Regions from separate parts of the Homo sapiens genome. Here region 2 is linked to region 1. Evidence: chromatin loops called from intact Hi-C (ENCODE). Cell type or tissue: Caco-2. All regions are shown on one strand. Links, peaks and the distances in the headings refer to the core of each region. The heading gives the core; the rest is flanking DNA.

Region 1 (16,013 bases), core at 4,114-12,113:
CCGTAATTTTAAAGACAAGAAAGCTAATGTTCAAAAGCGCCATGTGACATGTTCATGCTGTTAGGAGCATAATTTCCTTCCCTGGTGTTTCTTCTACCTGAGGCATCTCCTTTGGTGCATCACTCTTGGCCTTGCTCTACCTGCCTACTTGAGTTAGGTGCCATAGTAATTTCCCAGGGCTATTGCAATAAATTACCACAAATTTAAACCACCAAATTCCTGGAGGCCAGAAATCCAATATCAAGGTGTCAGCATGGCCACGCTCCTTCTGGAGGCTCTAGGGGAAAAAGCTTCCCTGCTTCTTCAGGCTGCTGGTGGCTCCTAGAATTCCTTGACTTCTAACAGCCTGACTTCAAACTCTGCCTGTGTCTTCAAATGGCCTTCTCTTCTTCTCCATCTCCCTCTGCTTTTCCTTCTAAGGACGCTTATCACTGGAATGACATCCCCCTCCACCATCATCTGGAGATCTTTAATAATTGCAGATTGTTTTTCCAAATAAGGTCACATACACGGGTTCTGGGGGTTAGGATATGAGAATATTTTTTGGGGGGGTGCCCATCCCACCCACTCTGAGTATGTTTTCTATCTTTCTAGTTATTGCAGTCAACATGTTTGCCAGTTGTTCTGCCACTGTATAATATAGCCTGTCTCCTTTTCCAGTTTCATGTTTCTTTTCTACTTTTCTAGTCTCCACTAAGAGTTTCCTCTTGCTTTTCTGTCTTCTCAATGCCACCCTGTCCTAGAGTCGTTGCCACATATTTTAGGCATTTTTTGATTTTTTTATGGCTGCACTTCATGTTCAGTGCAAATTTATGTATTAGTTATATTACTGGGTAAATTATTTCAAAGTTTAATGACTTAGGACAATAATCATTTATTTTATTTGCCAATAAAATGACTGGCAATAAAATTTATTTGCCAATAATCATTTTACCTAGCAACAAATGTTGGTAAATAAATTTACAAACAAATTTTCCTGGGCTCAGCTGGTCAGTTCTTCTGTTGGTTTTGCTGGAACCTGTCGTGTTGCTACAGTTGGATGGTGGGTGGGCTGGGACTGAATAATTTGAAATGGTCTCACTCACATGGTGTTACTGCTGCCTAGCTGCTGTGTTTCTCTGTTTCTACACAGTCTCTTATCCTCAAGGAGGTTAATCTAGGTTTCTTTATATGGTGGTGATGTTCAAAGAGAGTGAGAATAGAAAAACAATACAAGTTGAAGTGTAGGTTCAGAACTTATACAACATTATTTCTAAGGCATTCTATTGGCCAAAGCCAGTCAGAAGGTTAGCAGATTCAATGGGTAGGGAAGTAGGAAGCATCTTCCTTTCTCTCCTTTTGGAATCTGTCTGCAGAGAACACATTTTGCTTTCCTTCTCAATGCCTTAGGTCTTACAGCAGTAGTTCTTGCTTAGAGAGGCTTGTCATTGTCCAGTGCTGTCAGTGGGTAAGTAGGTTGCCTTGTTTAGGGGTTTAGGCTTATGAAGCCTATTTGTCTGCAAATGTATGTCACATTCTGTAATCTCAGCCTTATAAGCAATTACAGTTATATTTTGTCCTCTTGCCTGGAGTCTATAAGTTTTTTTTTTTAATAGTTCAGAATTCATGGAGACTACAGGGATATTATTTATTGGGCTATACATAAATTCAATGATTATACAAATAGTAAATGACCAAATAGTTCCTAAGGCTCAGTTTTCTTGACTGTACTACTTAGGTAAAATATGATTGATATGGTTTGGCTCTGCATCCCTACCCAAATCTTATGTCTCATTGTAATCCCCAAGTGTTGGAGGAGGGACTTGTTGGGAGGTGATAGGATTATGGGGGTGGATTTCCCCCTTGCTGTTCTTGTGATAGTGAGTGGGTTCTCACGAGATCTGGTGTTTTAAAAGTGTGTAGCACTTTCCCCTTTGCTCTCTCTCCTGCTCTGCCATGTGAAAATTGTGCCTGCTTCCCCTTCACCTTCCATCATGGTTATAAGTTTCCTGAGGCCTCCCCAGCTGTGCTACCTGTACAGCCTGTGGAACTGTGAGTCAATTAAACCTCTTTTCTCCATAAATTATCCAGTCTCGGGTATGTCTTTATAGCAGTGTGAGAATGTACTAATAGAATTATCCTGGATATATAAAAAAAATCTGACACTCTGATTCAAATCTAATACTCTATAGGATTCAGAAAGTATTTGGAAAATGGTAACAAAAAGTCCAAAATAATACATATTATGAATACAGCAGCTTTCTTGTGAATGAAATGTTTGGATAAAATGATAACAAAACATCTAATTATAGGTAATATTTGCTGTACATATACTGTAAATACTATACTTAGGGATATGCATGTGGATAAGAAAAATATGTAGGAACTTAGTTACTCTTAGTTGACAATATGAAGTGTGATAAAGGAGAGTAATAAGGTTGGTAAACCTCTAAGTGATGTCAGCGTTTCATGCGCTCCTTGTAGGATATTAGCCACAGACATTTGTGTTATTTATTGCTGTCATTATGCATTTTTTTCATCCATGGCAACCTCTCATAAACCATATTGTTAGTTCAGATGATGAAAGATACTATTTCAGATTTTGGTTTAAAGGATCTTAATGATATTTTTATTATATATTGGACCTGATACTGTTTCAGAACATGTCTTACAATTTCTATGCTTATTTAAGTTGCAATTAATACTCTTCTATATCCTCTTAACTGTAGATATATTCATAGTACTACTATAAACTACAGTATGAATACCTTTCTTTTAAACTTTGGTTTTCAAATAAATTATACCTTTAAGAATTAAAAAAAACAAAAAGTAACATCTTTTTTATCCTGTTACAAAGGTTTAAAGGCAGCAATGGACTATGTAACATGTGACTATATGTCTTTGTTTTTCCATGTATCTCATTTAGATATTAGGCCTCACAAGTCTAGCAGATTTAAAGCAAATCCACAGGACATGAGAGAGCATGAATGAAATAGTAATTATATCAGAGCAGCAATTCTGCTCCTTTCTTTTGTCATTGCTGTTGTTATAATGGTTTCTGCATCAAAAATCTTTAAAATAAAACAAGAACATGGCCAAACAAACCTTTCTAATATAGGAATTTTAAGCAATTGTATATTTACACACATAGACACAAAGGCACACACGCACACACTTGCTTGACAGTAGGTAAATATTTAAATTGTTTTGTTTGAGCTGTTCACTAGATCAGGGAAAATATTGTTCTTAAAGCCAAGGTCATGAGTTCAGATTCCAGGTGGGCAAGAAAGTTTTGTATGGAAAGGAACTTGGTTCCAAAGCCATGAATTGCCCCCTTAATCCTAGTCCATAACCTAGCATATGCATTATTTCCTCTCAAGTGGGCTGATGATTTTGTGCAAACCTATCATGAGGACTGGACTGACCACTCAGCAAAAACCTTAGAGTTGGTGAGCCACTAGCATTCCTTTTCCATGTAAGAAGCTTTGCATTTCAGATGATTTTTATTGCTTACTTTGCTGAACTAAGATTGAAGAAAAGCTCAAAAATAGTTTCTACTTTTGTAGATAGTCACTAAGGTGTTGGTTTGGGGAATTTATTCTGAGAGGAGAGTCTTCAAACCAAAGCATCTATAATAAAAAGGGCCACAGGGAGCCTTGAAAAAACAAAAGCTTTAATACTATCATCCGTTTTCATTCTAGAGAATCCTTTCCTTCCTTACATTTCTCATTTCATCTCCTCCATCTTCTAGAGAAAAATTATATTTGATCTTCAACATATAACTAGAAGCTTTTATAAAAATTCGTATAAACTTGAAGTTTCAAAACCAGAGAAAATCTTCCTTCAGGAATTAATGAAGTGGGTGAGAAATAGTTTAGTTTACTGCTTATGTATTCAGGGATGCAAATATTAAACAACAGTAAACTTTTAAGCCAAACCACATGTAAATCAATCAATATAAATAAAATTACTGGCTTCTGAATTTAGCTATTTTTAAGTTTCCCCAAGGCTGTTAAGATTAGATACACTAAACCAGCGAGTTCTTTAAGCATATTCCCTTAGCAAATGTCACATGACAAAGAGATTTCAGAAGGAAAGATATGTAAAAACTTCATTAGAGCATAAAATAATTTTAGGCTTGTGATTTTATAGATCCGAACATAAGTGGGTATATTTTCCATAAAAATCCTTTTTTTCTCGGTCAGAAAACTTTAAACAGGCAATCGTTCAAAGGTAAAAATTGGCACTTAAATTTTTGCTACTTTGAATGTTCATCAGATAAATTTCATCTTTTCAAGTTGATTTCAAATTGAGATTATGCCTTGAATGTCAAACTGAGGTTGACCATCAAGTTCAATGTTTGAGATTGTCCTTGATTCCCAGAAGGTTTAGTTGCCTTGGTTAATTCATTGTTCATGTGCAGCTTATGAAGCAGCACTGACTGAGAAGTGTCCACAGTAAACCTGAATGAGCCTAATCCAAGCGGGTCAGAACTCTGAACTAAATAATTCTTCAAAGATTGATGCCAAAATTTGTCCTAATGGTAAAAAAACAATTCTGAAAGCTTGAAGCCTTTCTCTCAAACATCTGAATGACATTAAATTTGCAAAGGGATTTCACTAGGGAGGGAATTGCTTTTTCATTTGTGTTCACTGCTAATCTACAAGAAAGCTTATTGACTTTGCATAAAACTTCATGGACAAGGGAAATTGAAAATAAATGTAATATCATTTTTTGGGGGGGGGGGCCTGATGACCACAACATTACTTTTAGAATTTTGGAAACCTGAAGCACATCAAGGTTAAATAAATTGCTCTCAGGTAACAATGAAGAAAGATAATAAATCAGCATAAGAACTCTTAAGATTTTGGCTTTAGTCATATGCTTGGGGCACTGATCTACAGTAGTCTCATGTAATTTATTCCTTTCTGTGTAATATTTTTGCAGTCATCATAAATTTTGTTTGATAATGTTTGACCCTGGAATTTTTATTTGTTGTAAATGAGAAATTTATATGAGCATGTTTGTAATTTAGAAAGACAGAGTTTTTTACAAGAGTTCTCTTCAAAAGGGGGCTAGGTGCACTGACAGTGATGAGAGCATATGTTAATCTTCAGGGTCATCTCCTCCTGGTGGCAAAATACTTCTCACGTGTAAAGAGTCTCAGTTGCTGTTTAGAACAAAATGAAATCAGACAGTCATACACAGAATTCTATATTTCTGAGCCTCTTGAAAATTGCATCAGTGACAACATATATTGGTCTGTCTTCAACAAAGTGAGGAGAATATAAATTTTAAGTGTGACATATGTTCATATTTTGCAAATAAATACTACATAGCAGCACTTGGGGCGGGGAGTGGGGGAAGCGGCTGGGGGAGGGCGACAGAGGTGATAAGAGATGTATCTGGTGATTAGCCCCAGATGCTCATGTTAAGTGCTGAGTACATCTCAGGAGAATGCAGCTTTAATTACATGATCTCTATTTCTTTAATAGTTATATTTATGCCATGTGGGTGAAAAAATATTTATTTTGATATATAGGGAATCTAGGGTCAAGAGAAGTTAAATGATTTGTAAAGGTATGTGGTAGTTTAAATTTAGATGTGAGATCTGCTAAATATAACAGGAGTTCCTTAAATCCATAAATGCCATTTTAATGTTTTAATGCTCGCTATTTTGACAAATGGATTATGCATATAGAAAATATAGATGCCTGAACGTGCAATTATTTGTTAAAGGTCCTATTTCCAGGAGTAATTGAATAAATAATTTAATCACTGAAAGATAGAAATCAGACAGTTTACATTTTTTGGCAGTTACCAGTGGTTAACTCCAAATTCTATTGAAAAGTTCCTAAATCATCTCTAAAAATAAAGCCTATTTAAATGTCATGTTTCTTATTTATTTTTTCAAAAAGTAGTGGTATAAGCAAAAACTGTTTTATTTAAGCCCCAATTTTCATTATCAATTGACCTGTGTTACTGATCATTTATCCTGAATGTTGTCAACAAACAGACCAAAACCAAACAAGAAGTACTTTTATTCTGCAAGTGAACATAATGTAATAGCTGTAGGAGCTTACTGGAAAGAACTAGAAGTTTTAGAGTCTAGATCTGGTTCTTGTACTGACTTGACATCCTTTCTTGGATGTTTCAAAGACACCTCAAAATCGACATGTGTGAGACTGAGCTCATGATCTTCTCTCAGACCTGGTCATCTTTCAGTGTTTCCTATCTCAGTCAATGGTGCTAGCATCCACCCAGTCTGCAGCTCAGAAATCTAAAAGTCATCCTTTATACCTCCATCTTCTTAACCTTCCTATTTGATCTATCACATGATCCTGTAAATTTTATGCCTGTAATATCTCAATCTGCCAGTTTCTCTCCATCTCTGCTGCCTCCGCCCTAGTCCAGAATGCCATTGTCTCTTGCCTGTACTGATGACCTCTAATCAGTCTGGGAGTGATCACTCTGACTTCTTCCAGTGTGAACACTACAGCAGAGCAACCTAGTCAAACTATAAATCGAATCGGATCACCTCTCTGCATAAAATTGTTTACTTATCTTCAGATAAATGGGGCTTGGGGAGGAAACTTAATCAGAACTGCAAGGCACCACATGGTCTGTCTGCTACTCATGCTTCCAGCCTCACATTTCCCATTTTCTTCCCTTTATTATAGCCAAATGAAATCACCCCTCTTTTGGTCACTCCTACTTCCCAGCACCACAGGGCCTTTGCATAGGCTTTCTCCCTGCCTGGGACTCTCTTCTCTTTCTTCTTTGCCTGGTTAACTCCACTCATCTTTGAGGTCTCAGCTTGCACCAGTTCCTCAGGGAAATTGTCCCTAACATCACTAAGTAAAATCTCCCACTTAGGGGCTTGCATTGCCCTCTTTGTAGCTCTTGTCTTGATAGCGTTCTTACACATGTTGGTGTGGTTAGTTACTGTAGTAACAGCAGTCACTGTCCACCTCCCACATCTCACTATAGGCCATAAATTTTATAAAATCAGAAACAGAATCTGTTTCTTTATCAGCATGTTTCTAGCACTGAGTGCCAGTCTGAGTGACTAATAGTTTTTTGATACATGTTTATTGCAAGAATGAATGAGTGAGTAAATTATCTACCTATGTCTTTGTGTAAGCTACCAACTACTTTTCCCATGGTGTTCTCATCTTTAAAATGGAGAAAGATTTAATATTTTTAAAGGTCTTTGCTAGTTTTCCTCTCATACCATCCAAAATGTGTCTAATTTTAAATTAAGTATATGAAATTGGTTTGGAAAATTTGTTCAGTGCTGACTCATGTCAATCCGTATCTACTGAGTGGAGAGATTGCCCAGGCTGGTCTCGAATGCCTGAGTTCAATCAGTCCTCCCCATTTGGCATCTCAAAGTGCTGGGATTATAGGTGCGAGCCACCATGCCTGGCCAATTCCCAATTCTTTATTGTATACTTGATTGTTTTAAGTATTTACATATAAATATTTTATACTTATATAAATATAGTTAAATAAAAGTAGGAAAACCAGGGAAGAACTGTGATCTTTTACTTTACTTTGCCTGGTAAGGAGTAAATGGCAGAGAAAGAAAGTTTTAACCTCCATAAAGCAATGTGCTTATGACCCCCCAATACCACACACACACAGAGGCACACACAGAGCTAATGGGTGTCGTCTAGCTATCTGCTTGACTGAATCAGTGAACTAATGGAGGTTCTGTGATCTGAACTCAGGATTCCTGACACCCAGTCATTTGCACTCTTGCTCTTCCTTTCATCGGATTAAAATCTCTGCACATCTTTCGTGTTTGTGGGTAACAAGTGAAATTTGTTATTAAGTTAAACTTAAATATTATTGAATCAACATTTAAAAGTTTGCAGTCTATAAGGAAATTAAGGCAGAAGAAAAAAAATAGAAAAATCTGGATTTAATTTCCCTAACCCATAGTGGATTTCACTAAGAAAATAGACCTTAATGTAAACAACTTCTGTATTTGTAACGTTTTCTTTTAAAATAATGATTCTGTAAATAACTTATTGTCCTAAAATGCACAAACTGGATTCCTGAGGTCTCTGTCATGGGAGCCTTGTCTCAGGCTCAGCCAAATATAAAGTTCTCCAAACTTTCGGTATTCTTTTGCTCACAACAGCTTTTCAAAAGGTAGATGACTAGGAAATGCACTTTCATTCTCCTCTTAGTGCTTGAACATTGGTTTGACTTTAATAGGCTGGGATGATTTCAGCTTATAAATCTTCAACTGGAGGATAAAGTTCAAGTAGATAAAATCAAACAGATGTTGGTGGGAGGATTTCTTCATGACCCATAAAAGTGCTATCATCAAAGCTGAGAATCATTTGTTTTGAATTATTACACTGTTATCAAAAGGACTGTAGCAGTCTGTTTGTTGAGGAATTGGATCTGTTTATCTGAAAACAGAACAAAGATGCCATGCTAAGGCGTTCCTGGGAAAGTGTGTTTCAGATGATGGCTGACATGCTGGGGTAGCTCTGAGACACTTTGATTGACATTTGTCAGCAAACATGGTAGTCGGGACATGTCATTCTTCAAGTGATATGGAATAACCCTGTGTTAACCAGAACTTGGCCAAAGGCACGGTGGAGGGTGGTGGTAGGGAAACCCTACAGGTAAAATAAGGAAGCTCATTTCTGAGTGAACACAATTAGCTGTTAGTGGGGGAGAATAGTTTATTTTTTAAGCATGATGAATGGCTGGTAAATGACACTGAAATGCTCACCATTCTAGGAACACTTGTCCTGGAACTGGCTTCAGCACACAGACCATCTCCATGGTACTCAAGTAGGAATGATTCACATTCATGTACACAGTAGGCAGGCTCATGCTTTATAACACAACTGTCCCAAATGTGTTTGTCTTTGTATTAATTTGGTTTATAGAACCAGGTATGTTTCAGTGTTGGATGTACTTTAAGGACAATGCAGAAATGCAAAATATTAAAATATAACATGAATAAATGACTATCTTAAACCAGTAGGTAATCATGTTTCTATCAGATGAAAACTGCGTACCTGGAGTTGCCAGAGTTCCCTTTTGGAAACTGATACATTAAGAACACCTCCATTTAGCAATCAAAGTTGCCAAACATACTGAATTATACTAGTGTTATAAACTAGTCTGAGGGATTTCCTACTTCACTAATATCTCCTCCCTTAGACTCTGAAGATCCTGTCTAATCTCGTGTCCTTCTATGTACCTAACTTTGCACTCAGCACTTACAATGTGTTCTGTAAGGGTTCTTATTGTAAGAACCTGTAAAGATGATCAATTTCAAGTGATTTGTCTTCCTCCTCAACAATTGACTGTCCATGATTCCCCTCCCTATAGTTCTTACATTTTTTATTTTTTGCTTTAAGAGCCATTTTGAAACTCTGATAAATGCTATAATCATTTTCCAGAGAATACAATTGTATTTAAAATTTTGCATGCACTCACAGGGCATTCAAAGATCTGCCCAAGTCATTTTTGGTAGTTCTCCCCACTCTCCCAAGAGAAGAGCCTCTAATAAATCCTTTAAGACCAACAGAAGCCCTATTTTTTTTTTTTTCCTGAAGCTAAACTACTGCATTGCATAGGCTGTCCTACATAGCATTTAACAAAGAGGGCCTTGGAATTTAAAAGCCTAGGGTCTAGCTCTGTTCTCTGCTAGCTCTGCAATTCTAGGACCCAGCCTTTTTGGGAAGTCTAAGAGACTTAGATTCCCACACAATAATAATGGGAGACTTTAACACCCCACTGTCAACATTAGACAGATCAACGAGACGGAAAGTTAACAAGGATACCCAGGAATTGAACTCAGCTCTGCACCAAGGAAACTGAGCTTTCATTTGATTTAAAAAGTTTATGATTCATGTCTTGTTCTTATTGTCCAAACTAGATTGTAAGCTCTCTGTGGGAAACAGCTTGTCTTATCAGCTTTCTCTATATGTTGTAGGTTATCTAACATAATACTAGCTTTAATAAATTAATCAGGAAACAGTGATTATATATTAATAAGAAATAAAGCAAACAGCATAATACCTGTTTTTTTTCTATAACCTGAAATTTCTTTTTGCCTAATACTTAAGCAAAGAAATTTCAATTTAAGTTAAAAATCAGGTGCATTCCATTTAAAAAATTTTCTTATACTTTACTCCTTTTCTCTAAAAGTTAAGGATACATTGTCTACAATATTGCATTAATGAAGAATCTTGGTTTTTATTCCTAGAAAGCATTTTTCTTTTTCTTTTTTAGGAATGTGTATAGAAATTATTTGAGTGAATATATGATGATACTACGTGAATGTCATTTCACATTTTCCTCTCCATAAATCCTTCTGAAATATAATTTAATTGAAAACATGCCATGTTTTTCCAATATAATTTTTTCAAAACACTAAGAAAAGCAAATACTATGAATGGGAAAGTGTGGCATGTGGGGACCACTGCTAGAATGGAAATACAATCACTTAAATTTTTTCTCAAAAGAATGCTTAGTGCATCTAACACTCCATGAAGGGACGTATTTAAACAGACAATGGTGATGTCCTCTGATATCTGGTTGGGTGGTGGTGAGAATGTGGTGGTAACATTTCTAGTAGATATTCTAACATTCTGGGGACTTTCACAGTGAATGTTACTATGCTTAATGTTTCCCATACCATTAGGGAGTGTTCAAAGGTTTTTCTTTCTCTTCCCCTCTTCTTCTCCCAAAGAAATTACTAAAGGAAAAGGAGCTCTGATAAAAGTCAGGCTCAATGAGTCACCTTAGTGACAGAGGAATTCTGTAGTAAAAATAAGAAGATTTAAACAGAATTGATTAAATTGAGAGAAAGGCTTGACTTTCTTCCCTTTTTGTTCTCTCTTTGATGGCCAATATGTGGGATTTCACCTCTACTTTCCATAGGGCTGGTGTGTTAGATGCGTCCTGTGGGTGTTTCTCTTCCATCCATGTTTCCATTAATTTCCCCTCCAACACACACACACACACGCGCGCGCGCGCGTGTACACTCAGGGTTATGTGAAGCGCAAATAAAGAAGAATGTGAAGTGAGAAACTTAGCCAGGGTTTTGCTGGGTTTTTCTTCCTTGTTTATTTCCTACTCATTTCCCTACATGGCCAAGATTAGGGTGTTTCCAGAATGAAGGCAGCAAAGGAGCAGATTTTGGAAGCCTCAAGCTCAAAGAATTAATGTTTCTCTGGCCACATTTTGTCAGAACCAAGTTCTCCTTCATTGGAAGTTGGAGTAAAACCCAACTAGTTGAAAATAAAAAAGATAAAGAAAGAAAAGAAAGAAAGCAAGAAAGAGAAAGAGAGATAAAGAACTCCCCTCGCAAAAAGGAAGAAAGGAAAAGAAAAGAAAAGAAAAGATTATCCACTTATCTGTGGTGTTGCCCACACGCATATCTGAAAATCTAAAAAGTTGGTTGGTGGTAACAGGTCAAAGACTTGCAAATGATTTTTCGAATCTCTTATCCTCTTTGAACATCGTTAACATTTAACTGGGAAACAGCAACAACAACAAACTTTAAGAGCTTTGGTCATATATAGGCCAAAGCTTGTTCTGTTTGGCCTACATAGTGGGTTTTTGTTTTGATTTTTAAAATTTGCCATTTAAACTTAGAAAATGTTATATAAAAATTTTAATGTCAGAATTCTTTTAAAATTGGAAATTGTAACAAATATGGGTCCAAGTTCTCACCGGGTATCATTATCTGGAGCTTATTAGCAACTTACCTTTTGGACAAGGAATGCATTGTCTGGTCTGGAACAATTCTTATCATTCCGAGTGCTTATAACCTAGCATTGCACCTATTCTGGTTACTTGCCCAGTCACTGCAGCATTTGAACATGCAAACAATTTTTTAAAATGTTTTCAGGTAAAGTCTGACAATTTTTGTTGAATAGAAATGAATTAGATTTCCTACAGTTCTTCAGTCAGAAAAGTTCTATAACAAAAATCATTATCTACCCTACTATAAGCCTTCACTTCATGAAGACATTATGTCATCAAGTAACCATATTTTTCTAGACAAAATAAGATTCTTTATCTGGAATAATTATTTCTTAGAGTTTTAATAATTTCACTGCTTTTCAGACTATCTTCAAAATCTACTGAACTCCAAATCTGTAAGGTTTTTCAACCATATGAATATGAACATTTCTGTTTATGTTAACAAAAGGATTGGAAAAAGAGTATGTCTTAGAGCCAGTGAATATTAAAGGACTTCTTAGTATCCACTGGCTCTAACATGCCTCTGAGTGGTGTTAAGTTTTTTATATAAAGCTTTTGGTTGTTTTATATTTGACTAAAATGCATAGCCATTTTGGCTCTTTGGAGTCTTTCTGCATTCATCCATCTATCTATTTACCTACTTCCCTACATAGGGCCACAGCTAACAATGGAAATAATTAATTTTAATAGATTGGGAAGCCAGGTTCATTCTTTCACTTATCCCTTAAAAATATTTATTGATGGAGCCTTTATATCAGACACTGTGTTGAGTACTAAAGGAATAACTAAGCATGAGTTATAGTTTTAGATTTCAAGATTCAACGTTTTATAGACAAGGAGAAAATTGTAGTTATATAGTTTATGTAAGGTTTGAAACTAATCGTAGTATATCAAGGATTTGAAGATCCTTATTTTTTTCCAATATGCTGCATCCCTTTCTAAGCATCAAGTAATTTCATATAATCAGCCATAAATAAGAATGAATTATAAGATGTAACTGAAACATTATTTTTGATTTCTCTCTCTGTCCCATTTCCTGGATCTGATCTCTAACAGATTTCATGACTTTTCTGGTCAGTCTTAAGTAAAAGAAAGTACAGCAGTCATGTTAAGTCACAAGCAAAACTTCAAATCAAAAGGTAGAATGCCAGGATGAATATATGAATCAACATCCTCTCCCTCTCTTTTCTCCCCCTTTCTCTGCGCTTTGTTCCTCTCTCTACTCTTCAGCAGGCAGCTCTCTGTAATCTGCAATCCTGCTTATGGATGCTTTTGTGTGTTTCATGAGGTCTTTTCTTCTGGGCCTCCTGAATTGTTCTCTATTTGCCATTCTGAATAATCCTGGTTTTTCTGACAGTTCCCTCCACAGAACATCCTTCTTTTGGAGTCCCATCAGCCTTCCAGGAAGACCTTTTATGCAAAAGTCATCACCTGAGAGGGCCTGCACCCACCCAGCAAGAATCCCTGTGCCCTTGGAGGCATGGTATTCAATAGCAAATAGAAAACACCATGACAAATTGAAAGGGAACAACCATGGAAGAAAGAAAAGCATTTTATATTTCTGTACCTTTAATGGCATTTTTTTCTGTTTTCTGAAAAAAGGGTCTGTATTTTCGTATTTCCTGGGTCCTACAAATTAAGCTGCCTACTTTGTATTGAAACTAGACAGGGTGGCCAGGGTAGAAGCTGTGATACCATTAGTAGGCTACCATATTAAGTCAAACCCAGGATAGTGGTGCCTTGACCAAGGTGGGAGCAGTGGCATTGGTGAGAATGGGTTTATCTCTGCATATATTTTGAAGACTTGCCTGCCCGCTTTCTTTGCTTTCCCTCCCTCCTTCCCTCCCTCCCTCCCTCCCTCCCTTCCTTCCTTCCTTCCTTCCTTCCTTCCTTCCTTCCTTCCTTCCTTCTTTCTTTCTTCCTTCCTTCCTCTCTCTCTCTTCTCTTTCTTTCTTTCTTTCTTTCTTTCTTTCTTTCTTTCTTTCTTTCTTTCTTTTCTTTCTTTCTTTCTTTCTTTCTTTCCTTCTCTCTCTCTTTCTTTCTCTTTCTTCTCTTTCTCTTATATATATGGCAAGTCAGATACTTCTTAATTGAAACAGATTTTTAAAAAAAGCTTCGGATAAACTGTATAGAGCAGGCATAGCCAATTTAAATATAAAAATACTCCCTGAAATGCTTTTCTGCTAAATCACACTAGAAAGCATGCTTAGTAGGTGCTCCTTATTCAGTAAAATCACTGACTTCATGTGTGACTGTGGTTGGTAGTGGCATTTCTTTCTGATAGATGGCAAGTTCGTATAAAATACGTAAGTAGGTTGAACGCACATGTGCATAATTTTCTCAAGTGCGATATAAAACTCTCATAAACTAAATGTTATGTGTCCATTAAAAAAACTAGATCCATCATAAAGAAGCCCTAAAATATTTATGGATTTTAAAATAGCTTATTACTTGATTGGAAAGGGACCAGATTGCAACCATCTTATTGCAATTCTAATAATCATTAAGTCTTTTGGAAAGCCAGAATGAAATACGTTGGGTTTCTCTTTCTTATTCCCAATAAGTCACAATCCATCCCAAACCTGTGTGGGGCATTGGCTTTGTTGCTCCTCACCTGGATGCTTCCCAAGGGAATCTTCTTCTGAGGCAGCTATTCAGTTATTACTATCAAGAGATAACTGCTGTTGAAGAAGAGGGAACGTGCTGAAGAGGTGGTGAAACGAAGCAGGGGTTAAGCAGAGTCTGACCCCAAGTAAAGTAATTGTGTACCTGTATTTTGGCTGGATCAAGAATTACAGCCACAGTAATTAGTGGTGCATTTTCGTATTATGACGTGCCAGGCCTGTGACTTTCTTTCTTTCCTTTTCTTTCTTTCGTTTTTTTTTTTTCTTCCTTGAGACTTGTCCTAAGGAGAAAGCCGGGGGGAAAAATGAAGTGAGAATTAGATTAAAGCTGCCTTGCACTGCCGAATGCTGAGCCTACATGAGCTACCAGATCAAGGGCCAGCACTGGAAAAGCTTTACTAGAGTTGCTAAAAGTAAGCATAGCATCAGAATTTTGTCCTTCTCCAATGTTATCTGCTTTTAGCAAGGGTCACTGGTGGGGGTGGGCCTCCCTGAAAAATCAAGGATAAAGAATAAATAACTGTAAGCCTTAGTGGCTCAAACAAATTATTTTCCAGTTGGCAGACAGAGTGCTAAGTGGGAGGCAGTGAGTTTGAACCTGAGCGTCTTGATTGGTATCAGTGCCTGCCATTCTCTGTGTCTGAAAAAGCTTCCAGCTAAGAAACACATAATCAAGTTCGAGTAACACTCCTTTAGCACATAGAAAGGCACATAGGAAAGACATTCAAGCAGTGAAAGAAAAAAGAACCACGTAGTTGTTCAACTTTGTGTGTGTTTTTGATGTGGGAATTAACACGTATCTCGGGTGACATTGTTACTTTATATATGGAAGAAATATTTTATACAATTCAGTTATTGAATCATGAGTTTCTTCTCATTAGTGGTAGAGAATTTGATATATCTTTTGTTTAAGTTGGCAAATTCTAGACAGTCAATCTTAAAAAAGATTTTTTTCTTTTTTACTAGAATTCCTTTTACTACACTTGTCATGCTAATATTTCAACTGTCATATTGAAGTGCTCCATGTCCTATTGGTGACATTATATATTCAAAGCAATGATTAGACTTAAACATATGAAATTTGAGGACAGAAAAGAACAGTTTCCAGTTGAATTTTGATTTGCTGAATGGCAACTGATATAAACAAAATATCCTCTCCTTGGCTGTTGGCAGCCACAGTTCACCTGTCAAGAAAGTGCTTATGACCATTTCTCATTTTCTAGTGGGAGTGCTGAAAATTTACAACCTCTTTGGGAATTTCACTTTTCTTTGTGAAGCTGTAAGGGGAGCCATTATAAGTACTTTTAATTATAATCTATTTTGAGTGTTGAAAGTTCTTTTCCAGCACATACCATTAGAGGTACTGAAAAATATCTTTGGTCACTCTACAAAACGGTAAGCAGTTTTTCTGGGATTTTATTTAGCAATCCCCACCCCCCTCACCCCATAAACCTGAGGTACTTACAATTTAATAACATCAATAACTGTTCATATCATTTACTTATTGAGAACTTCATGCTGGGCTCTGTTCTAGGTACTTTACTTGTATTAAAGTTATTTACTTCTTTCCACTGCTCTGTGAGGAAAACAAAATCATCTCCATTCTGAAGCACAGGAAGGTTACAAAATTGGTTGCAAGTCACACAGCTGGTATGTGGCAGT
Region 2 (16,013 bases), core at 4,301-12,300, 72 kb before region 1:
ATAATTTATACTCTTGAGATACTCTTGAAATGTGTAACCAATGGGGAACTCTATTTATACATAAGTTTTTACACATCTTTCAATTAGATAAGAAATCCAAGTGCAAAACCCATCACTCAAGGAAAGCATATGAGTTTGTAACACTCCCGAGAGGTTTTTTGGTCCATAAACCAATAAATGGATTACACTTACAGGGTAAAATTCTTCTCTCAGGTCTCATGTGAAGCTCCTATTGACTTACCTGTGAGGCAGCTCACAGGGGATGTGAGATATTTTAGGCTGCAAGGAAAGAAGTGGTCATTTTTTCATATAATCAATTTCAGGGCTCCGATATTGATTGTTATAAAGAATATTTTGTTAGGAGACCAGCTATTACATGTTTAAATACAGATTTATTTGGTTATAAATTCTACAGACAATAGGAATTTTAGCAAGGAAAAGTGAGTGTACCTTTCTAATATAAAGGACACAAATTTATGTGTTTTTGTAAGTAGAAATGAAATCATTGGTATGCGGTTTATGGTGTAGCAGTAATTGCAGCATACATTTAATGTGAGGCAATAGATAGTATATGTATTTTTTCACCTCAGAGTTTCTGGAATTTCATGAAAAAATAAAGTGAAAGTTTCTTGCACTAAACGTTGCAGTTTATATTTTACCTAAATTGTATTATTACAATAAAAATCACCAATGGAAAAAATGTGATTAATATAGATTCCAGTTAACATAATTTTTGAGAGCAGCTATAAAGTGGTTTATAAACTCTGTATTATATTTTGTATTAAAATTCAGTTATAATTTTAGAGAGTCACTGTTTTATAGAGAGATTTAGGAATCATAGAGATCTCTGCTTCTCAGAATTACCATTGTGTTTTTTGAATGAGTTTCACAATTTCAAAGCAATTTACAAATGTGTGGAATTGTTGCCGAATGACAATTTACATTTGATTGTCACCCAACTATTTCTTACAAGTGTTGGAGACCTAACACCACCAGAGAGATGCCAATCCCCAACTCATAGTCTGAGTTTAAACTATGGTTTCTAATTCAAGATTTTGTCGAGACAAATAAGAACATTTATGGCATTAAAAGAATATTTCAAATTTTGTAAAACTTTACATTTTTGAGTATATTTGCAGGGTCTTTTGGGGACTTGAAAAGCTCATCTTCTGGGTGGTAACTATTTAGGTAAGCATAAATGGCACTTTAAAAATTATACCTGAGGGTATTTAATGTATTAGTACTATGTATATCCTATGTACTATATGACAATTTAAAAATCCTTGTCCCTTGGATGTGAAAGATTTAATATATAAAGCCAAATATGATCTTCCAGCCTGTTTTTTCTGCCACCCACTGAAGTTGGCAGGCGCTGTGTGGCTGTTGTTAATAGATAAGTTCAGAGAATTCGGTTGGACTTCACAGTTTCATTGGCTGACTTTATCCTTCTTGAGCCTGTCTTTATTCTTGCAAAACTCAGTGAATTATCTTTGTCATCTGCTTCTTTAATATAAAAATGATTTTATTGTCACTAAGGATGTTTTGAGACTGATGGCATGATGAACATTGGCCATCTATAGAGAGGTGAGCACTCACACGAACATCCCTGGACACACACCACGGTGGCATAAGGTCTTGTTGTCTCATTCTTTCCAGGCCCTAGACATTTGCTCCACTCCACTCATGCTAATAAAGCTGAGGAGCTCTGGACTTTCTTTTCTGTCCACATCCCCCTCTGCTGCCTTATCTCTTGTGACTCCCATTTGGACTTCTATGAGATGTCCAGCTGATGGTTCTGTGGCTCTTCAGAAGCAGAACACAGGAGTCAGTCACTATTTACTACCCTAGGCTTGCTTTCTCCAATGTCATTTGGTTCCCTTTTCTTAGTATCAGAGAAGTACTGGAGCACATTGAGAGCAAAACTGCTTGGAAAGGAGAGAAAGCAATGTGTATATATATACACACACAACACACACACACAAACACATACAGACATACCTTTGGTTAATTTAACCTGGTTGAATGCCACTAAACTTCTTGTAATGTTAAATTTAAAATGTCAAACTTTTCTTCTTCTTCCTTGAAAAAACAAACCAGGAAAAGATATTCTTGTAATAATATGTTTTGGATGTTAACTGGTATCCTTTTAAATTATGAGAAGCTAAGTGCTATGAATTTCATTGTGTTGTAAAGAGTATCAAGTTTAGGCTTGTGTTAAAAAATTGAGTTTTAAAATGATCTTAATATATGGAGAAACCAGATAATTTTAGTTTTATAGTTTTAGGCTCAAGGAAATATGTATTTTTAAAGAAAAACCTCGTCTTCCATTTAAATTTATGTCATAAGTACTAGCCAAGTGCTACAACACAGCTAACTGTGTCACAGTAACCCTTCATAAGCCAGATTCATTCAGTTTCTTGTTTAATCACACAGGGACTTAATGGTGAAATCAGGGCTGGGATCCTGATTTTGTGATCCTCAGTCCTGCATTCCTTCTATCCCAGCTTGAGACAAATTCAAGTGTGGCTAAAAGCCTAGAAATCATCCCCAGGGGCCTGGCACCAAATATTTTATTTTTTAGTAAAATTATTTAACCAGTGTAAACCATAACTATATATAAGAAGGGTTCCAGATAGCTAGCTGAGTCACTACAGTACAAAGAAATGACAGGCCAAGAAGACTAAGGTGTTGAATAAACATGTATTGAAGGAGGCAGGAGTGCCCAGCCGTTCTGGCCACTTGTTTTACAGTCACACAGGCTTTGTTTCAGGTCCTAGTTTGCTACTTACAAATTTTGGGACTTGGGCAGGTTATGTAATTTCTCCTAAATTTCAGTTTTTTTCATTTATAAAATAGTAATGACAGTATCTATCTCACTGATTAGTAGGGAAGATTGTATGAGACAATGCTTAGAACTGTGCCTGGCTGTAGTCAACACAATATATGTTGTTGATATTGTTTTAAATTATTATTCTTGTTATTGTTGTATCAATTTGCAATTATGCAGAAACAGGAAATAAATGACACACATAGCTGTATACTAGAAAGCCTTCCTATTAGATATATGTCAGAATTCACGTGCTAAAACTTACACAGTAATAGTTAAGAATATTCATTTTATTTTAATTGAAACTAACATTTAGATAGCATTTACTATGTGCTAGGCATTATTTTTAACCACTTTAAAAATATTATCTTCACAAGCCTAGGAAGTAGGTGCCATTATTTTCTTCATTTCAAGATGAGTAAATTGAGGAAGAGAGATGCTGGTAGGTGAGGTCACTTAGCTGGGAGGCGAAGGAGCCAGAATTCAAAACCAGACAATGTGGTTCGAGTGTCTGTGCGCCTAACCACCACCCTCCCTGCCCCTGTGGAAGGCTTGACTCGCAGTGTGGCATGGCTATGCTTATTTGTGGGCACATGACATTCCAAAACAAGAGGAACTTGGATTTAAAAGCCAACGTAGAAATAGAACCCTAATTACATAAATATCTTTGAAGCACTAGCGTAAACAATCTGCTATTTCAAAAGAAAAATAGAACAGTTGAAAAATTGTGTCTATTGAGAGAGTATAAAATAAATCATTAGACAAAGGAGATTAGAAGTAGTATGTATATGAACATGGTGTATATTATCTGTGTATAAATATTTACAAACTTTTCCTATTTCTTGGCTCCACTCTTGTGTATATGTGTATTTGCAACATCACATGAAAATGTAAGAGGATTTAACATCAGGCAAAAATAGCTTTTGAATGTTTTTACCTTTGGTCTCTTGTATGATTTTAACAAATGCCTAATTTCCATATGCAATTGTTATAGCAATGTGACAATGCAGAACTTTTTCTAAGCTAAAATAAGGGCAAGTATGATGAATACAGAAATGTGTATTTTTGCAGGGATCCTCACATCTAATTAATATGCCACATCTCAGTTGTGTTCTATTTTAATTGTTGCCCATCATGGCTTGGAAATAAAATGTTATTGAGAATGATAATAATGTTCACATTAGTGAAATAATGTGGTTAGACATCCTTTTATATCTTTAAAATTCTTATTTGATATTCCCAGAGTAGAGATCTTTCTCTATCTGAATTAGTAGTTTGTTACTTTATATTATAGTTTGGACTATGTATACATAGCTTAGTTTAAAAAATGAAATCTTTATTATTTAATGAAGTACTGAAAGTTTTCACTGAAGTTTTCCTTGCTAAATATAGCTAGCAATATAGCACTCAGACATATAAGATGGGTAATTGTGCAAATAAATTGTTCCCTTTTTTATTTGTTTGCTGCTAGTAATGAGTAACTGACAGTTCTAGCTAAGAGCTCAACTTTATTGCAGGTCATCCAGTAGCTGTTTACAAAAGTCAATAGTTAGGTTGTAAGAAATAGAAAAAAATGTCAATCTCTGTCAAATGAAGACAGATAGTAATCGTTGTTCACATTTCAAAGTATTTATCACTGCTTACTATCATTTTTCTCTCCGAGCAAATGAATCATTTTAAATAGAAGCAAACTGATCCTCCTATTAGCAAGTCTAAATCAGTAGAACAACATCTATTTTCAGAATCTTTGTAGCTATAAAGGGACCTTTACAGTTTGCAACACTTTGACCCGTCCCAAAATGACAGCATTCTGTTACAAATAGATATTAGGGACTTGGTGCCAGCGTCTCTATTGTGGAACCTTTGGGTTGGGAAAGCCGACAGCTGGGAGGAGTTCAGTGTTTTGAAGGTTATGATCACAGCAATTTCATAAGTGCTTTATTTCAGTTCTCTTCTGGCTGCAGAAGGGACAGGTGCGGTCTGGTTCTGATTTCACTGGTCTTAATTTCTTATCTGACCTGGTAGTCAATCAAGGGCATGAGAGAGGGGGAATGAGGGAGAGGTGGATGCGTGGGAGAGAAGAGCTGGGGACTCTAAGCTGCAGGGGGAGGGGTGCATGCATCTGCGAGGCACTGTGTGTGTCTGTGTGTGTCTGTGTGTGTGTGTGCGTGTGTGTGTGTAGTGCTAAGCATCTGACTTTTCTCATCGAGGAACTGGCAGCTCTGCCTGTCATTCCGCACTTCTGTGTATACGAATGCTGCCCTGTGCAAAATGGATTTCTGAGTGTTAACCATCATGTTCTTCTTTTCCAAAGGGTCTTCTGTAGGATTTCATTTGCAGAGCACAGAGGGCAATATCTAGGGTAATTCCAGGGCTTAGTGGCTGTGATCTTTTGTCAACTCTCCTTGTGAGAGAAATTAAACTTGGTATGGGCACCCACCATTGCAGCAAGTGCAACGCCATTCCTGGCCAATGGGCGGGAAATCATAAACCTGACGAGTATTTATGAGAGGGAAAAATGAGATGTCATAATATGACAAGAATATATTCATTAAATCTTTCAATTTCTCAGAAACAGAGAATTCCCACTTCAGTAAAAGGCTTTGAGCAGATTTATCAAGTCTGACATTCTTACTTTTATGAGATTTGAGTCTCTATGCTAAAATGAGATATATTTAAAAGGAGGACAGCCTTTCCAAAGGAGGAAAACTCCTAAAAAGGTGGAGATAATATAACACTAGCCATTGTTCCTTTGATGGAATACTAGATAATGCCTACAATATGCACCGAAAAAATCAGAGCACAAACATGAGTACCAAAATAAATTATGCCTTTCAAAGTATAGAAGGATATACTAACTTATTTCATGGTTTCTTTAATAGTAGCCTCTTATAATTGTCAAGCACTTTCATTTTATTTCAATACAATCAAACAATAACAGCATGCATTTAAGGTATTTGCCAGAAATATAGCTTTCATAATTGCAGTGTGTCTATAGACTGATTTTACTAGGATGACTGAAGCGGTCTATGCTGGGAAATAAGCACATGGGGCTACACCCATCAATATCACCCCATATATATTTTTTTATCTGTGAGACCTGCACAGGTATATTATGACAGGTACCACTCTGCTCATGATAGGTTTTCGTGAAATATTTTTAGGTTATTTGTGCTGATCTCAGAATTGCCTAAATCTACTTGTCTCATTTTTAGTGGACTGGAAAACTGGACTTTTCTCAGTTTGAATATTTTAGAATCAAACCTAGATTTGGACATCTGCCAGTGTGGAAAGCACATTGGAGCTGCTTTCGAAGCCGTCTTGTTACACCCCTGACCTTGGAGACACAGACTCTTGAGTCTCAGGTTATAACCATGACTGTGATCTGATTGGTATTCATGTTGAGATGCTGTGTGTTCTCTAAGAAGGCTGTGCATATCTTTAGGAAAGTGTAAGTGGTTGGTATGCCTGAGGGAGGGAGACAAATTTGTGGCTTTTAATCTAGATTCGGATCAAAGGGGGGAACTTCAGTGGGCAAAATTTAGCATTAATTCCATATTCTGGATCACTCATAATATCCTCCTAATGTTTGGTGATTAGGGTTATTACAGTATGCCGAGCCCTAAGAGTACATCTTAGAATGGAAATACCTATAATTAATATTGTGTATAATATTTAAAAGATGTTAACTATACTACACAAAATCTTGTTAATGTAACTTAAGTAGGGCTCTTTCTTTATAGCCTCAAAAGAGAAAATGTTACCCCTAAGAATGAGGACACAGAGATAGGGGCTATTTGCAGCCAGAATCCTCTAATGTAAATAAAACATAAACTTTTTATTATCTATAAAGTCAGGGGCTATTTGCAGCCAGAATACGCTAACGTAAACCAAAAAAGTGGTTACCTCAGATCACAATGAAAATGTCTATGATAAGAGGACAGAGTACAACAATAAAACACGCTTTCTTTAAAAAATTAATTTAGAAAAGTTTGTTTCATGTGCACACTTTTTTTTTAAAAAAAGTATAAGCTTCTGGTGAGCAATGGATAGAGTTTCTCTTTCTTTGGGAGTCAGCCCAGTGCATGGTAGACCCTCTGTACACGCGGCAGGGAACGTGTCTTCCTCTTCTTGGCATCCTTCTTACATGTGACAGCCATTAATACACATAGGAAGGGTTAAAGACATATTTCCTGCAGGGAGAGTTGTTTGACATGAAAGGGAAACCTTTATTTTAATATTAGGTTTATGCAAAATTAATTGTGGTTTTTGCTATTAAAAGTCATGGCAAAAACCGCAATTACTTTTGCACCAACCTAATAGTTGCCTATTCACCGTGAAATACTGCCAAATCTTTTTTTCACATTTCAATTTTACTTCATTTTTTAGTATTAATATTATTAAGGATTGCTTATAGGTCTCTATTCTAGACTAAAATCTTTCCTTTTATATAAAGGGCCAAGATCACATATTCAGTTTTATATTCCATCCCTAATTTTTTTTTGCACTGGCTTCTTTCATTTGCCACCTGTGTGACCTTAGACGAATTACTTAGCGTCTCTGTGCCTCAGGTTCTTTATCAGTAAAATAGAAATGATAATAATACACAGCAGGGTTCTGATGAGAATCATAGTTAATTTGGTGCTTATATATAGTGAGCACTCAATAAATATCAATTATAGTTTTATAGTAATATTAATGTCTTCATAATTGACTGGCACAGTAGCTGGCACCAAATGGGCATCTGTAACTTATTTTATATGTTTAAATGACATTAAGGCATGAATCACAGTAATCACTAATGAAAAGATATTTTTCTGTAACACAAAGAGACAATTTGCAGCTGCAAAATTATAGACATTTCACTTTTTTCCTACAGCCTGTTTCCTGCTTGTTGAAAATAGCAAAGGAGAATGTCTCTTTCATTTTTAAAGTGCTGTAATCTCTGTGGTAATAAAATAATAAAACACAATAGTATCTAATTTTATTCTAGCAAAAACATGCGAGATCTGGGTATAATAAAGTCCATTTATATTTAGTTATAGTTTACAAATATTATTGGTTCCCCATTGCCTACATTAAATTAGCATATACAATAAGTTAACTACATTCTGGTAGTCACTGTTACTAAAAACAAAACATTTTTTTTTCTGAACTAAAGTAGCCCCAAGTTATGTATGTGTAGGCAAGGCACAGTTAGGAAGAAGGAAGTAGTTTGTTTACCCTTAGCACTTTGTGGTAGTCCTGGCAGCTGTTCATGCCATGTGTCACCTTCTCTGGCGAGATGCAGCATCTGTCTCATTTAATTAGCAGGACAGTCTGTTACATATGTGGTTTGGAAAAATGAAAGATTTCCCAAGAGCTTTCTGTCTATGGTATTTTGGAATGTTGTTATTTGTGGATGGATCTGATAACTTGTCATTCTCTTTGTGTTCTCTGGCATGGTTCTCGTGTAGACAAAGAACTTTAATTCCATAGAATGTCTGAATACCACGGAACAACTCGACTCTGATAACATTCTGGCAGATAAAGACGATCAAGGGACACAGACCAACCTCCTGCTTTCCTAAATTAGCTGTACATTCCAAAGAAGCATGTTCTATGACCCCTTTCATGTAAAAAGTTTTCTATTTTATATTTGAATCTTCTTCATTTTTAGTTGCATTCCTCCCTGAGTATTTTCTGTTTGGTTGGTGTATTAGTCCGTTTACACGCTGCTGATAAAGACATACCAGAGACTGGATAATTTATAAAGAAAAAGTTTAATGTACTCACAGTTCCACGTGGCTGGGGAGGCCTCACAATCATGGCCAAAAGGCATGTCTTACATGGCAGCAGGCAAGAGAGAAAATGAGAGCCAAGCAAAAGGGGAAACCCCTTATAAAACCATCAGCTCTCATGAGACTTATTCACTACCACCAGAACAGTATGGGGGAAAACACCCCCATGATTCAATTACCTCCCACCAGATCCCTCCCACAACACATAGGAATGATGGGAGCTACAATTCAAGATGAGATTTGGGTGAGGACACAGCCAGAACATATCAGTTGGTATTTATTTTCTCTTAACATGTTTTATTAGGAACCTGTTATATGCTATATTGTCTCTCTAGCTATCATCCCTTTGTTTGGTGAAGCTGAGAAGCACGCTGAACTCTGGAAAATTTGGTGCCATAAAGTGAATATGGAAAAAAATCTAAAAATTCAAAGCAGCTTTCCAGAAAAATCATCTCTATACACGATACACTTTTTTTTTTTTTTTTTGACAGAGTCTCTCTCTGTCACCCAGTCTGTAGTACAGTGGTGTGATCTTGGCTCACTGCAACCTCCTCTTCCTGGGTTCTAGTTTCTTGTGCCTCAGCCTCCGAAATAGCTGGGATTACAGGCCAGTGCCACCACACCCAGCTAATTTTGAGATGGGGTTTCACTGTGTTGGCCAGGCTGGTCTTGAACTACTGTCCCCAAGTGATCCGCTTGCCTTGTCCTCCCAAAGTGCTGGGATTACAGACATGAGCCACTGCACCCAGCCTCTTTACATTTTTTGTTATGAAAAATTCAATCATAAACATGTAGACAGAATAGTATAACGAATCATCATATACCCATCACTGATCTCCAAGGGAGTTTCAACTCATAGCTAATTTTGTATCGTTTATTACTCTCTCTCTTACTAACATTATTCTGAAGCAATTTCAGACGTTTCATTTTATTTGTAAATACTTTAACAACTATCCCTGAAGATTTAAAAAACATAGCCACAATATCAATATCATACCTAAGATATTAGAAAATGTTAGCAGTAATATTACCTTAGTAGCATTAAATATAGGCATTGTTTACATTTCCAATTGTCTCATAAAAATCATAATTTTTTTTAGCAGTTTGTTTTTTGCATTGGCATCAAAAACTCTCCAGGCATCACAACTGGTTAATATGTCCATAAGACTCTTTTAATCAATAGACTTTCCCTTCTTTCTCTTTCTCTTTTTTCCCCCTGTAGTTTCTTTGTTCAAGAAACGACATATTTTTCCTACAGGGTTACCTACAGTCTGAACTTTGCTGATTATATCCTTGTTGTGTTTTTAAACATGTTCTTGTGTCCTATGCACTTTGAAAAATTGAAAGTTGAGTTGGATTCAGGTTATTTTTCTTGGCAATATCATTTCACTTGTTTTATATTCTGATTTATAAACATAGTGTGCCAATGTAGTTTCTTAAGTGGACCATTTAGGATGTTTTTAAAATGTTCAACTCCTTTTTATCTGATCAGTGGTTCTCCAAGCCTGGTCCCTGGACCAGACTCATAAGCATCACCTGGGAGCTCTTAGTGATGTAAATTCCTAGGCCCCACCCCAGATTAACTAAACCAGAAACTTTGGGAGTGGGGGCTAGCAATCTTTTAACAAGCTGTCCAGCTGATTCCAGTGCAAGTTATAATTTGAAAAATCACTATTATAGATCATTAGTAGTCATTGGCCATTTGTATTTTTCAAAATTCAAAACTTGTTGGTACTCACAAAGAAGAAATTGTGTAAATTAGTGTTTGCACGTTTAACATCTTGACAGATAAGTTCTGTCTTTTCTAACTCTTCTTCTAACCCAATGTATGGCCCCAGTTCTTGTGTCAGTCATCTCAGTAAAAGGAAGATGGGAAATCTAGTAAACAATTAGTATCATTAATTTGTCAGGATTCTGTTCTATTTGCTAGCACCCTATTTAATCTGACTGCTGGTGTTAACTATTCTGCTGCTCCATGTTACTATGCCATGACCTACTTATCATATAATTTCTTATTATTTTTGGAGCAAACCCAAGATCCTTACCCTGTACTTCAAAGACCTACACCTTTGTGCCTCATTTCCATCTGATGCTAACATGTAACAATTTAACCTTTTTGTTCTCCTTACCTTGTCTTGGCTTTCCTTTAGAAGAGTTCCCTTTTCATAAAAAGTTTTTATTATTGGAATACCTAAGCATTTATATTATATAATAATATCCTAGACCCTGTCTTTTGAAGAGTTTTCCTAGATTTAAACATACAATCTGAATATGGAACTCATTCTTGGCTTGTCTAGTATTTTTCAGCAGCCTCATACTCCTAGACATATATCGGTGGCATTGCATCCCTTTATGGGCAAGAGGCAGTAGTAGAGTGTAGGAGTTAAAAGCATGGACCCTGGGATTTGAATCTTCTGCCTGCTACTTACTATCTATTTGCATTAATTTCTTCATCTGCAGCATGAGGAAAATAATAGTATGAAACCCATCATGTTGTTGTGAGCATTAAATAAATTATTATATGTAATATGCTTTGAGGAAAGCCTAGCACATGGTTATCAATTATTCTCTTAATATTTTATTTGATCATATACATTTTGGTTTATGGGTTTCCATGACTATTGTTCACCCTAGGAAATTATTGTAGGTTAGGAATTATGCTAATAGGTTTCTATTAACATAATATTTAATTCAGTGCCACCTGCACTCAAGTGCTTTTTGAATTTAGTGCCATTCAAAATGCAAGCCCTTGAAATGAAATCTTAGAAAAAGGTGGGTGTAGGGGGGAGAATTTAATTCAGAGTAACGTACCCGACCTAAATAAAAACTTCTTAATCATGTATCAAAGGAAAAGAAAACCTTGTATCTAGCATTAATTATATTAATATAATACAATATAGTAGAGTTTTACTAGCCTCTCCCTTATGCACTGTGAAAACAGGTAGTTTGCAAAATGCACCTTTATTCTGCAGTAAGGCTGCTTTGGGTAACAGGGAATCAGTGACCTGTTCTATCATCACTTGCAAATCATAACAATTAATTGTGTTGAAAGGTCTCAAAGTCTAACTAGTAGTTAACAAAGAAAGCTTGAAAACTGAGACAAAGTGTTAATGGTCATGTGAAGGTAAATTTAACGGCCATATTGACAGTTACAATTATTACTTCTGGCAACAAGGTATTAGCAGGCTAAATACTGTAATGAGTTTCAGTACTTGCTTTTTACTACACTATGAGAAAAACTAATTATGAAATACATATAATTTATGATGTATATAATTTATTATTATTCATATGGCTCTGATATTGGTCAGTATTAAATTGCTTTGTCAAACATTAAAGCCAATAGACTAATGCTCAGTTTGGCACTATCATAATTTACAACTATTTAATACTATTAATTTTTTGTGGGGGGACAGGGTCTTGCTCTGCTGTCGAGGCTGGCGCAATCTTGGGTCACTGCAGCCTTGACCTCCCAGGCTCAACTGATCCTCCCACTTCAGCCTCCCAAGTAGCTGGGACCATACACGTGTGCCACCATGCCTGGCTAATTTTTGTATTTTTTTGTAGAAAGTGGGTCTCACTTTGTTGTCCAGCCCGATCTCCAACTCCTGGGCTCAAGCGATTCACCCACCTCAGCCTCCCAAAGTGTTGGGATTACAGGTGTGAGCCACAGCACCCGGCCTTTAATTCCTTTTTAATATTCAGATCAAATACTTTTCTTTCTTGTTTAAAAAATAAATTCAGATCAAATGTTGTTGTTGCTGTTATTTTCATATTCTGAATGTGTGGCACTCTTGACTCCTTGAATGCTGTGTGTGCATATAGGTAGATAATTTATGGAGCCGCTGAGGGGATTCCCTCTCATTCTTTCCTGACCCCAAGTCAGGAACTGACTTCCCATGTGGGAGATGAGATTTAGTACCCAGTACTTCAGTCGAAAGCCCATAGGCAGATGTTATGGCTCTATTTGCCTCCCAAAGTTTCCTTCAATGAAAGGACTCAAAGGGGGCACAAGTTAGTTTTCTTCTTAGTGGCCCAAAAAGGTGTGGCGAGGAAAAGAGTATTGCTGAAATATCTGCTTTGAAATTAAAGAAAATAAGACATTTCTTTAGATTAGCTTAGAATAATGAGATGTGAGAAGGAAAGTTTAAGGTATATAAAATGGGGCAATTTATAATTTGTCATAAAGTTGTTATAAGGATGGAATGTGTTATTATTATAAAGAGCTTAGAATAGTTCCTGGCAGAGAGTGATTTTTATTTAAGGGTTAGATATATAGTTAGTATAATCTTTTGGCTACTTTTATTATCAATTGATTATGAGATTGATCAGAAAAGACATTTGGAGATAGAGTGGGGCTGGCAAATGTGATCCCTTTTCCCCTTTTAGACTCTAATTTCTCTTTGCCCCTCTTCTTTTTAATCCTTCAATCTCTCTCTCAGACCTATGACTTGATGCCTGTAGACCCTAGGTAGTGAGATCTGTGTGCCTCTGAGGACTATGATGCAGCACTCCAACAGAAATAGCAGAATTCTGAATAAGTATTCAGTCAGCACGTTACTGTACTAAATGCTTTAGGCAACTGTTACACAATGGCAAGCATTTGTGTATCTAAACATTTCTAAACATATAAAAGGTAAAATATGGTATAAAAGACAAAAAATGGTAAACCTGTATAGGGCACTTACCATGCATGGAGCTTGTAGGACTGGAAGTTGCTCTGGGTGAATCAGTGAGTGAGTGGTGAGTGAAGGTGAAGGCCTAGGACATTACTGTCCACTACTGTGGATTTTATAAACACAGTGAACTAGGCTACACTAAATTAAAAAAAAATCTTCTTTCTTAAATAATAAATTAACTTTAGCTTACCATGGCTTTTTTACTTTATAAACTTGTATTTTTTTACTTTTTGACTCTTTCTGTAATAACATTTAGTTTAAAATATAAACACATTGTATCGCTGTACAAAAATGTTTTCTTTCTTTATATTCTTATTCTATAAGCTTTTTTCTATTTCAAAGATCATATATATATATATATATTTTACTTTTTCAACTTTCTTGTTAAAAACTAAGACAGAAACATACACATAGCCTAGGCCTACACAGGGTCAGGATCATCAGTATCACTGCCTTCCATCTCCACCTCTTGTCCCAGTAGAAGCTCTATTAAGAGTGGAAAACTGGAAATAGTAACACAAATGGAGCTGTAATCTGCTATAACAATGCCTTCTTCTGGATACCTCCTGAAGGACCTGCCTGAGGCTGTTTTATAGTTAACTTTTTTTTTATAAGTTGAGGCAGTATACCCTAAAATAGCAATAAAAGTTTACTATAGTAAATATATAAGCCAGTAACATATTCGTCATTATCAAGTGTTATGTATTGTGGATAATTGTATGTGCTGTAATATTATATGACTGGCAGCACTGTAGGTTTATTTACACCAACATCACCAAAAACGCATGAGTAATGCATTTGCTATTACATTATGATGGCTACGACGCCATTAGGTGATAGGAATTTTTCAGCTCCATTTTCTTCTTATGGGACAACTGTCACATTTGTGGTCTGTCGTTGACTGGAACTTTTTCGTGTGGTTCATGACTATATGATCAATGCAGAAGTTATACCATAGATTAAAAATAGAAATGAAATCTCCTTGATATATGAGTACATAATACATATATATGTATATACACATACATGCACATGCACACATACATACATATGTTCATAAAGTATGTAGAAAGAGATCTTGAGTTGGAAATAAGCCATCGTTCAGGCAGGTGGCCATGGGTTAAAGCTGTGAATTTACAAAATGGGGAAAAGGGAATCAGAGTAAAAAGCTATGCTATTACTCCATATTTAATTTTAATTGTGATGGGTATAGAAGCCCTTTGGCATGAAAGGGAAAATGGTATATATTTTAAATTTTCATGCCAATGATAAATATTTCACATGCATTAAAACCTGTAAAATATATTGTATTTACAGGAGCAAGTCACATTCTAGGGGGAAATTGCCTTTCCTGCAGTTGTATTTTTACATTACCCCAAATACCTGTGAGAACCAATTAGTCTCCACAACTTGCCATGTTCCTGTTAAGTGAACCTGGCACAGGAACATCCAGCTAATCCTTTGGCAGCCTTGTGTGAAGTACTTAGGAAGCCTGGTGTGTCCTTCCTCCAACCTTACAGCATGGGAGCCAACTCTGGCCACTGTTGGCCTGTTATTGTGCAGTGGTGAATTTCTGACACAAAATGAGTTGTGGAGATTACTGAGGAAGGAACGCAAAGTGATTATGTGGTCTCTCTTTTGGGCCTGATCTTTAGACCTTCAGAAAAATTGGCCTCAACCTTACAAAGATATGGACAAGGAAGCCATTCCAAACACGAAGTACTCCATTGTATAAAGTACAAAAATGAGTAATACCATCATTAAGAATAAAATATTCTCAAACAAGAGCCTACTGATTAAGAATGGAAAACTGGGCTGGGCGCAGTGGCTCATGCCTGTAATCCCAGCACTTTGGGAGTCTGAGGTGGGTGGACTGCTTGAGGTCAGGAGTTCAAGAGCAGCCTGATCAACATGGTGAACCCCCGTCTCCACTAAAAATACAAAAATTAGCTGGGCATGGTGGTGGGTGCCTGTAATCCCAGCTACTCTGGAGGCTGAGGCAGGAGAATCACTTAAACCCGGGAGGCAGAGGTTGCAGTGAGCCCCTATCGCACCATTGCACTCCAGGCTGGGCGACAGAGCAAGACTCTGTTTCAAAAAAAAAAAAAAAAAGGGAAAACTGGAAACAAACTGCCTGGCCTGAATCTTGGTTTCTCAGCTTACTAGCTGTGTGACTGGGCAAGTTATGTAACATCTCTGTTCCTTAGTTTCCTTATCTGGAAAATATACCTACCAGATGAGGTTGTTGTGGGATTAGACTAAGATAATGTTGGTCATGCATGTAAGCAGAGCCTGTCACTTACGTAAGTATCAACCAAAAACCTTTCCAAGCAAACAAACAAGGAAACAAAACTTCTGTACAAATCTTATTTTAAAAAGTTATAAAGTTATAGTTATTCTTAATTAATGGTTGAATGAGTAGAATTCAGATCTGTTATTATTTTTAAAGAATGTAGACTTGAAGTGTAGAAAAGGATTATTTTAAAATATAACTTTTCAGTTTTGGTGTTCTGTTTCACAGTAGAGTGACTACAGCAAATGCCAATGTATTGTATATTTCAAGACAGCTAGAAGAGAAGATTTTGAATGTTGCCACCACAAAGAAATGCTAAGTAGTTAAAGTGATAGCTATAATTACTCCAATTTGACCATTATACTATAGATACATGTATTGAAACATTATACCCAATAAATATGTACAGTTATTATATGCCATTATAAATAAAA

The links. A loop is a pair of places that touch in the nucleus more often than their neighbours do. Peaks named below come from ENCODE experiments on the same cell type or tissue, not always from the same donor. Only the 100,000 strongest peaks of a DNase experiment are listed, where the experiment ranks them.
Region 2: it touches region 1 in a loop (4-fold over the local background); 1 of 110 quality-filtered maps calls a loop at or near these places.

What each region holds. Positions count from the first base shown.
Region 1 is chr4:110,918,726-110,934,738 of GRCh38, forward strand. No RefSeq gene overlaps it. Among named protein-coding and RNA genes, the nearest start is that of MIR297, 66 kb to the left of the region's middle. In Caco-2, for the core only: no CTCF peak of the experiment used is centred there; a DNase peak (open chromatin) is centred at 8,486.
Region 2 is chr4:110,846,313-110,862,325 of GRCh38, forward strand. It overlaps MIR297 (microRNA 297), which reads right to left and starts at 14,335; the gene lies at 14,270-14,335. In Caco-2, for the core only: no CTCF peak of the experiment used is centred there; a DNase peak (open chromatin) is centred at 4,969; H3K4me3 peaks cover 749 bases.